2 separate regions of the Homo sapiens genome follow, and region 2 is linked to region 1. A link is an interaction called in ENCODE POLR2A ChIA-PET data of the cell type or tissue named here. Cell type or tissue: GM12878. All regions are shown on one strand. Links, peaks and the distances in the headings refer to the core of each region. The heading gives the core; the rest is flanking DNA.

Region 1 (7,766 bases), core at 3,767-7,766:
AATTTCATAAAATTTCAACTTTAAAAAGTTGATTTCAAATTTCTTTTAGAGGAGCAAATAAACAGGAAAACTCTGAAAAAGAGCAACAGAGTGGAGGCAGGGGTGTTCCTCCAGATCAAAATATATCATAAGCCTCTATAATTAAGTGTTATATTGGCATATATAGGGGAAGACCAGTGGAACAGAAATTCCAGTTGAGGCTGGGTGCAGTGGCTCACACCCGTAATTCCAGCACTTTGGGAGGCCAAGGGGTGGACTGCTTGAGCTCAGGAGAGTTCCTGTTTCATTGCTGTTTTAATTTGCAATTCCTTAAGGACCTCAAATCCTTAAAGATTTGAGCATCTTTTCATATGCTTACATGCCATCTGTATATCTTTTTTGGTGAGTTGTCTGTTCTGATCTTTTCCCTACCTTTTGATTGAGTTGTTCATTTTAAGTTTTAAAAATATATTTTGGGCCGGGCACGGTGGCTCACGCCTGTAATCCCAGCACTTTGAGAGGCCGAGGTAGGCGGATCACCTCAGGTCAGGAATTCAAGACCAGCCTGGCCAGCATGGCAAAACCCCATCTCTACTAAAAATACAAAAATTAGCCGGGTGTGGTGGCACACACCTGTAATCCCAGCTACTCGGGAGGCTGAGGCAGGAGAATTGCTTGAACCCAGGAGGTGGAGGTTGCAGTGAGCTGAGATCACACCACTGCACTGCAGCCTGGGCAACAAGAGCAAAACTCTGTCTCAATCAAACAAACCCAGTCAGTCTTCATGACTACTTACCTATGCTATGCAGAGTTAAGTATAATATAATCATATCTCTATAAGACAAAGACAGAAGTTCTCTTACCCAATGAGAATGAGACCCATAACTAATCAATTAACTGAAGTCAAAGTAATAAAAATATTCATTTTAACATTTTACATGTTTTCATTTTTACATAAATGAATATTTATGTAAATATTTCATTTTAACATAAAGTACTCACATGAACATAAGTTTCTGATAAAAGCCTATCGTTTTCTTTAGGGAATGAATCCACTAGCACTCCTTGGAACTTCTTTAGTTTTTATTTTTAGTTTTTTGAGAGGGAGTCTCACTCTGTCACCCAGGCTGGAGTGCACTAGTGCGACCTTGGCTCACTGCAACCTCTGCCTCCCAGGTTCAAGCAATTCTCCTGCCTCAGCCTCCTGAGTAGCTAGGATTACAGGCACCCGCCACCAAATCTGGCTAATTTTTGTATTTTAGTAGAGATGGGGTTTCACCATGTTGGCCAGGCTGGTCTCAAACTCCTGGCCTCAGGTGATCTGCCCACCTCAGCCTCCCAAAGTGCTGGGATTACAGGCGTGCACCACTGTGCCTGGCTATTTTTTACTTTTTTTTTTGAGACAGGGTCTCACTCTGTCACCCAGGCTGGAGTGCAGTGGTGCAATCACAGCCCACTGCAGCCTTCACCTCCTAGGCTAAGGTGATGCTCCCACCTCAGTCTCCCAAGTAGCTGGGATCACAGGCCCACAGGCATGCGCCACTACGACCAGCTAATTTTTTTGTTGTAGTTTTAGTAGAGATGAGGTTTCACCATGTTGCCCAGGCTGGGATCTTTTTAGCATAACCCATACTGATTTGATTTCCTTAAGTGTAGTGCAACCTTAAACACTTGCCAAGCAGTAAGTGTACAATGTTGTATCTCAATGATTTCTCCCTAAGTCATTTACAGTTAACTTGCCCACACCTAACTAAACAACAATTTTTTTTTTTAGCAATTTCCCCAGACAGAGCCTGTTTAAAGCTTTTAATTTAGTTTTCGTATCGATGAAAACTCTTTTTGCACTGGTATTTTACAGGTTTATGTAGTGTTTAATTAAACACATGTGACAAACATAACCAGCACACACTAGTTTGGGAGCAAATATAACTGCCTCTTGTCAGGAATACAACTTGACTGGTGAGACACTTGAGTGCATTACAGAGTAGAGTTTGCAGAAATGCTTGAACATATTACAGAATAGAGTTTAGGAAAAGGAGGATATCTGCTCCAATTAATCAGTCAAGTGAAGGTTAAGGTTAAGAGAGCTTCCACATTAAGCTGTGTATGCAGAAGACAAAAATACACAAAGATAAACAACAAACCTGGAATTAGAATGGGGAAATAAAATAAGATTTGATTACTTTTTAAAATACAATTGTATGTTGCTAACTTCCAACAAGCATGTATTATTAGATTTTTTTTTTTTTTTTTTTTTTTTTTTTTTTTTTCAGACAGAATCTGGCTCTGTTGCCCAGGTTAGAGTGCAGTGGCACGATCTTGGCTCACTGGTACCTCCACCTCCTGAGTTCAAGTGATTCCCATGCCTCAGCCTCCTGAGTAGCTGGGATTACAGGCCTGTGCCACCACACTGGGCTAACTTTTTTTGTATTTTTATTTTTATTTATTTATTTTGAGACGGAGTCGCACTCTGTTGCCCAGGCTTGGAGTGCAGTGGCACGATCTCGGCTCACTGCAACCTCCGCCTCCAGAATTCAAGTGATTCTCCTGCCTTACCCTCCCGAGTAGCTGGGATTACAGGTGCATGCCACTATGTCTGGCTAATTTTTATATTTTCAGTAGATACGGGGTTTCACCATGTTTGTCAGGCTGGTCTCGAACTCCTGGCCTCAAGTGATCTGCCTGCCTCGGCCTCCCAAAGTGCTGAGATTATGGCACCCAGCCTACTAGATTTTTTAAAGTAAAAAATAAAAAGAATGTTGTGAACTAGATAATAGTATCTCCAATTTTTTTTTTTTTAGAGTCTCGCTCTTGCCCAGGCTGGAGTGCAGTGGTGCGGTCTCGGATCACTGCAACCTTCGCCTCCTGGGTTCAAGCAATTCTCCTGCCTTAGCCTTCCGAGTAGCTGGGATTATGGGCACCTGACACGACGCCCAGCTAATTTTTTTGTATTTTTAGTAGAGACGGGGTTTCACCATGTTGTCTAGGCTGGTCTTGAACTCCTGACCTCGTGATCTGCCAGCCTCGGCCTCCCAAAGTGCTTGGATTACAGGTGTGAGCCACTGCGCCCGGCCAGTATCTCCATTTTATAGAAAATGAAAGAGGTTCAAAGAAGTGAGAACCTGTTCAAGATCACAGAACTCACCATAAGCTGTTGAAAAGTTAAGTCATGTTTGCCTGGATTTTCAAAGCTCTTGTTTTCTCAACAGTGCCAAATTCTCTGGCAAAAAACCCTCAAATGGACCACTGTATGTTCTGTTTTAAATACATGAACAAAAAGCACCATGTGTTTTTTTTTCCTTTAGGTAATATAGTCAGGTGAAGCCAAAAGAAAGATTTTCAAAATGACTTATAAATTTGATTCTACAGCCCAGCGTTCAGGCTATCATTTAAAAGGATGAGGGTCATAAATTTCTTCCTCCTGTGCAAGCAGAAAAGGGATCATTTCTTCCTCTGCTGGCCTGCATAACTCCTTTAATTCCCCCTTCTCTCTGTCCATGTCATCCTTCTCCAGTTGTTCAAACAGCAACCTAGAGGCAGTAAACCAAGACACTAGGAGAGTCTGCTATATTTGGAAATTTGGGAAAATGAACGCCAATAAAAGTAACCTTCCACATACCTGCATTAGCTCTCCTTAAAACCTATGTCCTTATTCTTTCCCATCTGAAATAGCTGAAAACAATTGTCTGCAATAGTTATTCATATTCAACTGGTTCCAAAATAAACAGAAGTGGAGAACTGTAGAAAAATCCTGGAAGATATCAAATGGGCTGAGAAACATGATATGAAATAAAATGCCTTGGGGAGTTCTAACCAAATAACATCATAAAAAAATTGAAATACAGGAAACCTGAGATTTCCAAAATATTTTACTTTTACTGATTTCAATATACCAAATGAAGAAACATATTGAGAACCAACTCCTAGCAGTGTCATCCTGTTCTGTACTGACCCCTGTGGAGATTCCAAACACATACTCCATACTGCTAATGAAGCAAACCTGAAACCTAGTGTCACTCCCTAGTTGAAAAATCCTTTGATGGCTCCCCTCATCTACAGATTAAAGTTTAAACATTGTGAACAGCTTTGAAAGGCCTCCAAAATCTGGCTTTAATTTACCTTTCTAGTCTTATTGTCCACTTTCAATACTCTTCAGTTCATCACCACAGACACTTCACTTTCCCATCTCCCTACCTTGTGCAAGCTATTTCTTTAGCTTTGAATATTCTGCCCAACACATGTTGAAACTCTATTCCTCTTCCAAAGTAGCAAGGTATATTAGTAAGAACTCAGCCATCAAGTCCAGATCTAGACCCACTAGAATTCCACTACCTAGTAGCTTAATCACCTTGAGTAAATACATCAATAGATCTGCTTCATTATGCATACCACCTATGGTACTTTGTAAACTGCTGTAAGGATTAAACATAATAGTTATACATTAACACCATGCCTAAGGCATAGTAGATACTTAATAAATGTTACCTGCTGGCCAGGTCCGGTGGCTCACGCCTGTAATCCGAGCACTTTGGGAGGCCGAGGCAGGTGGATCACCTGAGGTCAGGAGTTCGAGACCAGCCTGGCCAACACGGGGAAACCTTGTCTGTACTAAAAATACAAAAATTAGCCAGGCATGGTGGCAGGCACTTGTAATCCCAGCTACTCAGGAGGCTGAGGCAAGAGAATAGCTTAAACCTGGGAGGCAGAGGCTGCAGTGAGCCGAGATCGCACCACTGCACCCCAGCCAGGGCAACAGAGCAAGCCTCCGTCTCAAAAACAAACAGACAAAAATTAGCCAGGCACTTCTAGTCCTAGCCACTTAGGAGGCTGAGGTGGGAGGATCACTTGAGCCCAGGAGTTTGAGGTTGCAATGAACTATGATCACGCCACTGCACTTCAGCCTGGGCAACAGAGATATGTTGTCTCAAAAAAAAAAAAAAAAAAAAAAAAAAAAATATATATATATATATATGTGTGTATATATATATGTGTATATATATGTGTGTATATATATATATGTATATATATATATGTGTGTATATATATATGTATATATATATACACACACACACGTATATATATGTATATATACAATATACATATATACACATATATATATATCTATATATATCGCATACCCATTATTCATGTGTGTACTTGACTTCTCCATTAAGTTACACAGAAGATGGTTGTGGATATAAATTTCTAAATCTCTACCACTTACTACTTGTGAAAGCTATTTGACCTCTCAGAACCTGTTTCTTCATTATTAAAATGAACAAGATTAACCCTTTACACTGTTATATTAAAAGGTTTAAAAGAGTTAAGGGGCCAGGTGTGGTGGCTCACATCTGTAATCTCAACACTGAGGCAACTCATCTCAACACTGTAATCTCAACCTCTGAGGCAGCAGTTTGAGAGCAGCCTGGACAACATAGCAAGACTCCCGTCTCTACTTAAAAAAAAATTTTTTTTTTGAGACAGAGTCCCGCTCTGTTGCCCAGGCTGGAGTGCAGTGGCACGATCTTGGCTCACTGCAACCTCCACCTCCCGGGTTCAAGTGAGCCTCCTGCCTCAGCCCCCCTAGTAGCTGGGATTACAGGCACATGCCACCATGCCTGGCTAATTTTTGTATTTTTAGTAGAGACGAGGTTTTGCCATGTTGGCCAGGCTGGTCTCGAACTCCTGATCTCAGGTGATCCACCTGCCTCGGCCTCCCAAAGTGCTGGGATTACAAGCATGAGCCACCACACATGGTCTAAAATATTTTTCTTAAAAAAAGAGTTAATGTACATCAACTGCTGCTTGGTATAATGCTTGGCATCTAATAAGTTTCAACAACTGTTTGTTTAATGGCAGTCTGGATAATGAATCTGATCCAGCGATTGCTTATAGAATAGAAAAATGAAAGATGCATTTCCCTCAATAAATCCAATTTCATAAGGCAATCTTAATACAGCTCGAACCTGCTACCCACCTCTCTTCTAATAAAGATCTCCACAGTTTTGGCCGGGCGCGGCGGCTCACGCCTGTAATCCCAGCCGAGGAGGGCGGATCACGAGGTCAAGAAATCGAGACCATCCTGGCCAACATCGTGAAACCCCGTCTCTACTAAAAATACAAAAAATTCGCTGGATGTGGTGGCGCGTGCCTGTAGTCCCAGCTACTCGAGAGGCTGAGGCAGGAGAATCGCTTGAAACTGGAAGGCGGAGGTTGCAGTGAGCCGAGATCGCGCCACTGCACTCCAGCCTGGGCAACAAGAGCGAAACTCCGTCTCAAAAAAAAAAAAAAGATCTCCACAGAAGATAAAATGGAGGTTCCTATGCACTTTACTTCAGAAATGCTATCATAGATTTATATTCATGCTCTTCCAGTATGAGACTAAATATACCATAATTTATAACTCACATTACTTCATTGCACTTAAACCACATGTTAGCTTACCCCTGAAGAGTTCTAAGGGGTAAAATGGTCTGCCAAAGTTAAACAACACTCTGAAATTGGTGGTCTACCTGGAAGTGTAAGCTGGTTGTCTGTTTAACTCATTCTCTAATAATAATTTGCTGGGTCATCAATTCAATTTCTCTACCAAAAATTCCAATCAAATGTCAATTACATCTATGACAGCATTTTTCCATTTATACACTTCCAACACACTGCTCAATTTAAGAGGGGAAAAAATAACCACTTCAAAATTTATTATAGTGAAGTCTATTCAAGGAAATTGCAAAAAAGTGAGAACTCGCCAAAAAAATATTTATTTTCTCAGCATTTGCATTCCACACTCAACTGTACACTGAAATATAAGTTGCACAAGACAGAAGTCAGAAGCCTGGGAAGGGTTCTGGAAGATGGACATAGCTTTAAATCTGACACCATCATTTTCTAGCTGTGTAACCTAAGCATTTTATTTCTTAGTCCTGATACCCTTCATCTGTAAATCAGGGACTAGAACAGTATGAACCTCATAGGGTTGCTGTATTAAATGAGGTTATGTATGCTAAGTGTTTACAAAGTACTTACATCTGAAATAGTAAGTGGGATTCTACCTAGCAGCGCTGCGCACTAAGGTTCTTCATATAGTTGAATAAATGAATATTTACACATTTTATATAAGGAAATAAGTGTATCAATAACTTTAGGTCTATCCTAAGTCAAATTAATAGCAGAAAATACTATTTGGGGGCATTTTGCAGTCTACAAGGCCCTTCTAACATCCATATGTCCATTTGATCTCCCGAACATCCTCAGGAGGTAGATTTTTTTTTTTTTGAGACGGAGTTTCACTCTTGTTGCCCAGGCTGGAGTGCAGTGGCACGATCTCGGCTCACTGCAACCTCCGCCTCCCGGGTTCAAGCGAGTCTCCTGCCTTAGCCTCCCGAGTAGCTGGGACCACAGGCGTGCACCACCACGCCCGGCTAATATTTGTATTTTTAGTAGAGACGGGGTTTCACCATATTGGCCAGAGTGGTCTCGAACTCCTGACCTCGTGATTCGCTGGCCTTGGCCTCCCAAAGTGCTGGGATTACAGGCGTGAGCCACCGCTCCTGGCCTGGGGGTAGACATTTTTAAGACAGTCCTTTCAGAGATAAGGAAACTGGTAACAAAGTGCCAAGGTTACCCACCCTAGTGGTATCCTCCAACCATTCTCCAGCTCAGGGGTAAGTGATCAGTGGCAAATGTTCTTAATACAACATCTTGTATTAACATAACATTTCTGCAAGTTACCACCCTCCTCAAGCATAGTTAAGCACAGGAATCCAGGAATAAGCCAAAAGTAATAAATC
Region 2 (7,057 bases), core at 1-4,000, 98 kb after region 1:
CCTGAGGACAGGGGCCATGTCTAGGTTTGTACTCTTATCTGCAGGATCCAGCCGATGGCCTGGCATAGATTCCCAAAAACTGCTCATTTTGTGATTGGGGAAAAAAATTGGCCCTTTCTTGAACACATGCTGTACCTGTCCTCATGCTGTACCTCCAGCCTCAGCTGCCTTTGCCCATGGCCATCCTCTGTAAGAACTGCCTCCTTCCTAAGGCCCTTCCGAACATACCTCACAGTCCTTCGTGCAGTCTAGTTTCGTAGGTTCGCATTATTGGAGCCTCTGCTTCCCGACCTCAGGGACTCTCTCCCCTCTGACTCTCCAGCCACCAAGAATACAAGAAAGGCTAGACTGTTGCCTGAATAAAGTAGGCCCGCCAAGTTCACGTAAGGCTGTTTAACCTGTAGCTACAGTTTCTCTGAACTTTGAGCCACATGGTAGCTCAGGGCCTGACAGGCAGTACACAGTAAGGGTCCACTGAAATAGGCCTGGGTGTGAGTCCCAGGTGGTCTGCCCTAGCAAGACCTTGGGCACACAACTTTACCCTGAGCCCCAGTGTCTCTCTCTGAGAGTTGGGAATACCTTATGTCATAGAGGTGTTGTGGGGATTCAGTCAGGGGATGTAAAGGGTTGGCACATTGTGTATTAGCTGTGTAGCTGATATTATGACTGCAGGCTCCCTGCTTAACTTTCTCTTAGTAGAGCCATATTTGATAATTTCTAAGGAGTGTTTTTCCCCCCGCCTCCAACAGACTTTCAGGGCAGACAGCTCCTTTCTAAGAAAGTGCCCCTACAGCTCTGGGGGATATTCCCTCTATCAATTATCTACTGAAATATGACCCAGTCAGTTGTTCAGGGAGAGTATTCCATGTAACAAGTAGCAAAAGTGCAGGGAGAAAAGGCCTGCTGCAGCTTGCCTGTGATGTCAGAGCAATGGGCTTTAGGGTCCAGAGCAGGAGGTGAGCAGGGCTTCTGGTGGTGCTTGCCAGGCCACACACCCTGCTGATGGCTCCACAAGGCAAGGGATGAGCGGGCTTCCAGATTTCTTCTGGGCCTCAGCTGGAACAGCTGATGGCTTGGAACAGCTGCTCCAAAGGAGAGCTCCGCTTGACTCATTGCATGCGATCCTATTCATTTGCCCTAACTCTCCCCATGTTAGGAATCAACCGTCTTCCCAGTAAGGAAACAGGCTCAAGTTTTACTCAAGGTCACAGCTTAAAGGTATAAATTCTGTTTTGTAGTAAGGATACAACATTTTTCATTACTTTTTATCTGTCCCCCCTTTTCAACCATCTTACTTTCTTCTCAGTTCTTCCAGACAAGCACAGAATAAAGAATAAGTCTTGTTCTCTCCTCCCTGCTAGGCCTGAGCAAGGTATCAGGTGTTTCGATTGCAGAAGGTGGAGGCTGCCAGCTCTTGCAGGTTGAAAATGAGGAGCTAAGTAGATTTTTTTTGTTTGTTTCAAAAGACCATTACTTGAACCTTGGGAGCAGTGGTCCTCAAGGTGTGGTCTTGGGACCGGCAGCATCAGTAACACCTGGGAATTTATTAGAAAGAAATTCTTGAACTCCACCCCAGACTAACAGGGACCTACTGAATCAAACTCTGAGGTGGAGCCCGGCAGTCTGTTCTAATGGCTGGCACAGGGTCAGAACCACTTAGCCAGTGCTCTCATCAATTAAGATCTAGCATAGTGCCTGGGATGTGGTCAGTGCTTCGTAATAAGCATTTCTTCTGCATTCTTAGGGCATAGTACTATAGTATATCGGAAGATCATAGTCTGGGAAGGTAGTAGACGTCAGAGCTTCAAATTCTGGCTTTCCCACCTTTATAAATGTAAACTATTCACCTAATGTCTTTCTTTGTTGTCTCTATGGATAATACCTATCTAGCTGGGTGGAGATGACCAACTCCTCCCTTCAATGATTTCCTCACTTACCAGATTAATGTTATTTCAGTAACTTCCTCCCCAAAGGAGTAAGTTTAGGTGTGTGACTCCCCTGCCCTGCCTAAGTGCTTCTGTACTGTACCTCTCTTGAACAGGTGGAGGAAGGAGAGGCCAGTCTACCCTCCCCTGCCATGACCCTGTCATCAGCCATTGACAGTGTGGACAAGGTCCCAGTGGTGAAGGCTAAAGCTACCCATGTCATCATGAATTCTCTGATCACAAGTAAGCACTCTTCACCCTCAGAGTAGAGTGCCATAGGGGCAGGGAAGAGTTGAGGCTTCCTACAAGCTGATTGGAGATGATACTGCAACACGCTCGCCTTACCTTATCCTAAAAAATGTCAGTTTGGCTGCTGAATCATGTCAGTATTGAAGCTCCATTTATTAAGTGGAAGATTTGCCAAATGTTAAGCATCTTATCTGATTTAGGTGCATTCCTGCTGCTTTGTTGATATGATCTCATGTTCCCAGCTCTGTCACTGTGGCCTTGGGCAAGCTACTTAACTACAGAGACTGCCCCGCTCTAAAATGGGGAATTTCACTGGCAGGTTGAGGTGAGGATCAGAAGGCCCAGTGCTCAGTGGCGGCAGCTGCTGCTGTTACTGTTTCAAGCTCTGCTGGAGAAGGGGAAACATCCGGGCATTTCCCACTTACCCCAGTTTTTGTTTTTTTTTTTGTTTTTTTTTTTTTAAACAGCTCAAAGTTGGTCTACCAGGAAGAGGACCAGGTCCAAGTGTCTTTAGTCTTAAGAATGTATGATTGGTCATCCTAATGAAACCTGATATGAGAACTTGGATTTTTTTTTAACCTTATAACAAGCTAACTAAACTTCTTCATTCTGGAGGGCTGTACAGGTTGCTGTGGGAAGTTAACAATTAGATACATGGCTCTGTTTGTCAGCAGTTGTGCCCCTACCAGGGTAAGGTACATAGAGGTTCTCCTTGGTTGGCTCATTTTTGAAGTCAGAAGCCCTTGTTTATCTTCTCCAGGAGGGCATCAGTTTGTCCTGGGCAATTCCTAGTGAATTCACCAAGAACCAAAGGTCCAGACTCTTACTTTGGTTTCTCTTCTTTTTTTTTTTTGTTTTGAGACAGAGTCTCACTCTGTCACCCAGGCTGGAGTGCAATGCTGTGGTCTCAGCTCACCACAACCTTCGCCTCCCAGGTTCAAGCAATTCTCCCACCTCAGCCTCTGGAGTAGCTGGGACTACAGGCGCCCACCACCACGCCTGGCTAATTTCTGTATTTTTAGTAGAGATGGGGTTTCACTCTGTTGGGCAGGATGGTCTCAAACTCCTGACCTCGTGATCTGCCCGCCTAGGCCAACCAAAGTGCTGGGATTACAGGTGTGAGCCATCACGCACCACCTATACTTTGATTTTCTTATTCACATCTGTTGAATCAGCAACACTACTTTTATTTTACAAGCTTGAGAATGTGTTCTAGCAGTGTTACAAAACTTATTCATTGTTCTTTTAGCACAATGTAACTTTTTTTTTTTTTTTGAGATGGAGTCTTGCTCTGTCGCCCAGGCTGGAGTGCAGTGGCACGATCTCGACTCACTGCAAGCTCCGCCTCCCGGGTTCACGCCATTCTCCTGCCTCAGACTCCCGAGTAGCTGGGACTACAGGCGCCTGCCACCACACCCAGCTAATTTTTGTATTTTTAGTAGAGATGGGGTTTCACCTTGTTAGCCAGGATGGTCTGGATGTCCTGACCTCTTGATCCGCCCGCCTTGACCTCCCAAAGTGCTGGGATTACAGGTGTGAGCTACTGCATCCAGCCCCATGTTGCATTTCTAAATACAAAGAAAATGTCACCATGTACAACTAAGAGGAGGGTGGGAGTATTGTCCTCAAGGTTCTTCAGCTGTCCCTTTAGGAATAACCTCTTCAGCTTGGTGTGAGGGAAGGCTTCCTTCTGGCTAGAGAGCCTTTGTGTGAGGTTCAGAATTACTGCTGTGGTGCCTCTCTGGGGAAAGTCTCCTCTTCTTTGAATGGTCAGTGTGGTCTCTTGCTTCTGGGGAGAATAGTAGATATCCATGTTGTCCTCCTTATTTTGTGATGGGAGAGGGGAATGGGCATGACTGTCATCTCCTCTGTTCCCAGAACAGACCCAGGAAAGCATTCAGCATTTTGAGCGACAGGCAGGGCTGAGAGATGCTGGCTACACACCCCACAAGGGCCTCACCACCGAGGAGACCAAGTACCTTCGAGTGGCCGAAGCACTCCACGTAAGCTCTTAGGAACTTTGAAAAAACAAAACCTTCAGTGTTCATGGCTTGAAATGTGGCTGTGGTTTTGAAGTTACCAGCTCAGTTAGTTGGGGGCTGTGGAGTTAGTCTCGCTCCCGAGCTCTTAGCCTCGTAGTTTTTGCTTATCCACCTATACAGTGGGGTGTCTGTTTTGCTACTTCTGGTTAGCAGAATCAAGTGAGAGCCTCAGCTTACATATACATAGGAGTACTTTATGAATCATAAAGCAAATGTGGAGTATCTTGGGGAGAACTGGGCAGCCTCAACAGAGGTAACAGCTTAACTGGAAAGGAACAAGTTAAAATCAAATGTGGAATTGGAATGTTTTTGCTATTTCATTTCTATAAGTGAAGAATTTTGGTAAGGGTTAATTTAGTGATAGCCAAGTATTTGAATGAATAGTTTCAAATGACTTTCTTTCAGTGAAGACCGCTTCATACTGGATAGTGTTTTATGATTGTGAAGCACTTGCATTCATTTCATCCTCACAATCACCTTTTGGGACAGATGCTCTTCTCCATATTTTGTAAATGAGGAGATTGAGGTTCGAGGCCATCTATTCAGCCAGTCATAGTACCCGAACCCAAGTCTCCTGATGCCTTACTTCCTGTTGGCTTCTTCCTCCTCATTCCAAAGCAGCCTGGAAATCTGGCTCCTGAAGGGGCTCATATGGAAGTCAGGGGCAGATTGTGAAGAGACACAATTACAGTTAAGAAACTTGGGCTGTCTTCTTTAGGCAAGGGGGGGTCAGAATCCAGGCTTGTTCCAAGCTTTATTTTAAGAGTTCTGAACAGGGTATGATGAGGGCAAGGTGAGGAGAGCACACGACGCAGGAAAGAATCATGGTATACATTATACATAACGAGGAATAACCCGGATCTGGTGGCCTGTGGGTGGGGATATAAAACTGTGGATATAAAACTGTGGCCTGTTTGCAGTCACCCAGGCTGGAGTACAGTGTTGTGATCTCGGCTCACTGCAACCTCTGCCTCCCGGGTTCAAGTGATCCTCCCAACTCAGCCTCCCAAATAGCTAGGATTTACAGGCATGCGCCACCATGCCCAGCTGATTTTTAGTAGAGATGGGATTTCACCATGTTGGCCAGGCTGGTCTTGAACTCCTGACTTCATGTGATCCACCTGCCTTGGCCTCCCAAAGTGCTGGGATTACATGTATGAGCCACCGCACCCGGCCCTGTTTGCATTTTGTAATGAGCATTCCAGATGATTCTTTTGCAGGCTAGGTTTAAAAACTGCTATAGGAAATCAGGTTTGGGCTGGTGGCCAGTTTAAGCTTTCAAACAAGACAGAAGCTTCCAGAGAGGGGCACCGGCAGCCTTTGACCCTTAACTGAGAACTTTCCAGGATAGGTCAGTGAGAATTCTATTTGAGCAATTCACCTTATATAATGGTAGGATTGACTTTGGTTGACCCACTTTCTGTGTCTTGCCCATAGGAGTAGAACATGAGGATGGCTGAAATATTAGCTGTAACTTACATCTTGTAACAGATTGTCAACTTACATGAATGGATCTGTTGAGCGTTTGAGAAAATTCAAACGTGATCATTGTTTGGTGTGCAGCTTGGGTTAAGCAGTGGCGTGGCAGGCCTGGAGGGAGGAAACAGCATGGGAACCTTGCTCTAGAAGAGCTGAGATGTAGACCTGTCTCTCCCCACTAGACTGCGAGTCAGAGGAATGCTCACGGTGCTGAGGGAACCCAGAGTGGCTGACTATGGGAGAGAAGGAGGAGAGAATGGAACAGGCTCCTCAGAGGAAGCATTTAGCTGGAGAGAAGCAGCATGCCTGAGTATTGGCTTGGAGAGACTGAGGATGGGCAGGGCTTTGTACATGGTAGGAGCAGCAGCGAGACAAGAGCTTAAGCCCTGCTTAAAAGGCCAAGAAGGCTGGCAGCTAGCGTTCTGGCTCTTCCATTTTACTGTCTGGGGGAATGTGGGGAAATTACTTCACGTTTCTGAAAGTAAAAGTTGTAGTGTAAAGCTTTAAGTACAGGGATGTTCATGATATAGTGTAGAATGAACACATTTTTTAAGGAGATGGAGTTCCATCTAGTATGGCAAAAACAAAGGACTACCTGTTAGATCATCCGAAATCATTCCACCTGTAGATGTCTTCTGCCTAAAGTTAGAATGCGAACCAAATTTTTTATGCCTAGACTTATCTGTTTGGAATTTGCTTTCATTTTTAAAAAGTCTCTCTTCTTACCCATCTGAGCAGAAACTAAAGTTACAGAGTGGAGAGGTAACAAAAGAAGAGAGGCAGCCTGCATCAGCCCAGTCCACCCCAAGCACCACTCCGCACTCTTCACCTAAGCAGAGGCCCAGGTGAGCCCTTCCTGTGACCCTTCCGAGTTCCTGCGTGCTTCAGGAAAGCTAGTGTGGCAGATGAGGTTGTATTTAAGCCTGTGGTTTCAGAGGGAGAAGGGATAGTTCCCTGTTCTTTTGGTGTGAGACATTTCTAGGGGCGAAGGAAGAGGTATTTTAGGATATGTTTTGTTCTTTCTTTCCCAGGGGCTGGTTCACTTCTGGTTCTTCCACAGCCTTACCTGGCCCAAATCCTAGCACCATGGACTCTGGAAGTGGGGATAAGGACAGAAACTTGTCAGATAAGTGGAGCCTCTTTGGACCGAGATCCCTTCAGAAGTACGATTCTGGTAAGGCAGCACCTTCAAAAAAGAGAGCAGCATGGCAGACATCTTACCATATTGTATACCGGGAGCTGTTTACTGGTTTTGAAATCATTTGCACTCTGGTTCACTTTTGTAGGAAGTTTTGCCACCCAGGCCTACCGAGGAGCCCAGAAGCCCTCTCCATTGGAACTGATACGTGCCCAGGCCAACCG

Evidence for each region. Peaks named below come from ENCODE experiments on the same cell type or tissue, not always from the same donor. Only the 100,000 strongest peaks of a DNase experiment are listed, where the experiment ranks them.
Region 2: POLR2A ChIA-PET joins it to region 1 with 6 read pairs; 14 of 35 experiments call an interaction of 5 or more read pairs at or near these places.

Annotation. Positions count from the first base shown.
Region 1 is chr5:176,449,061-176,456,826 of GRCh38, reverse strand. The region is part of intron 1 of FAF2 (Fas associated factor family member 2); the gene reads right to left. It overlaps LOC124901142 (a long non-coding RNA gene), which reads right to left and starts at 4,512. Exons shown (of 2, transcript XR_007059070.1): 1 at 3,599-4,512; 2 at 1,830-3,509. In GM12878, for the core only: no CTCF peak of the experiment used is centred there; no DNase peak of the experiment used is centred there; H3K4me3 peaks cover 1,722 bases; H3K27ac peaks cover 307 bases.
Region 2 is chr5:176,347,733-176,354,789 of GRCh38, reverse strand. It overlaps KIAA1191, which reads left to right. Exons shown (of 9, transcript NM_020444.5): 5 at 2,042-2,168; 6 at 4,053-4,177; 7 at 6,434-6,540; 8 at 6,727-6,869; 9 at 6,982-7,057. Among named protein-coding and RNA genes, the nearest start is that of KIAA1191, 11 kb to the left of the region's middle. In GM12878, for the core only: no CTCF peak of the experiment used is centred there; a DNase peak (open chromatin) is centred at 2,499; H3K27ac peaks cover 762 bases.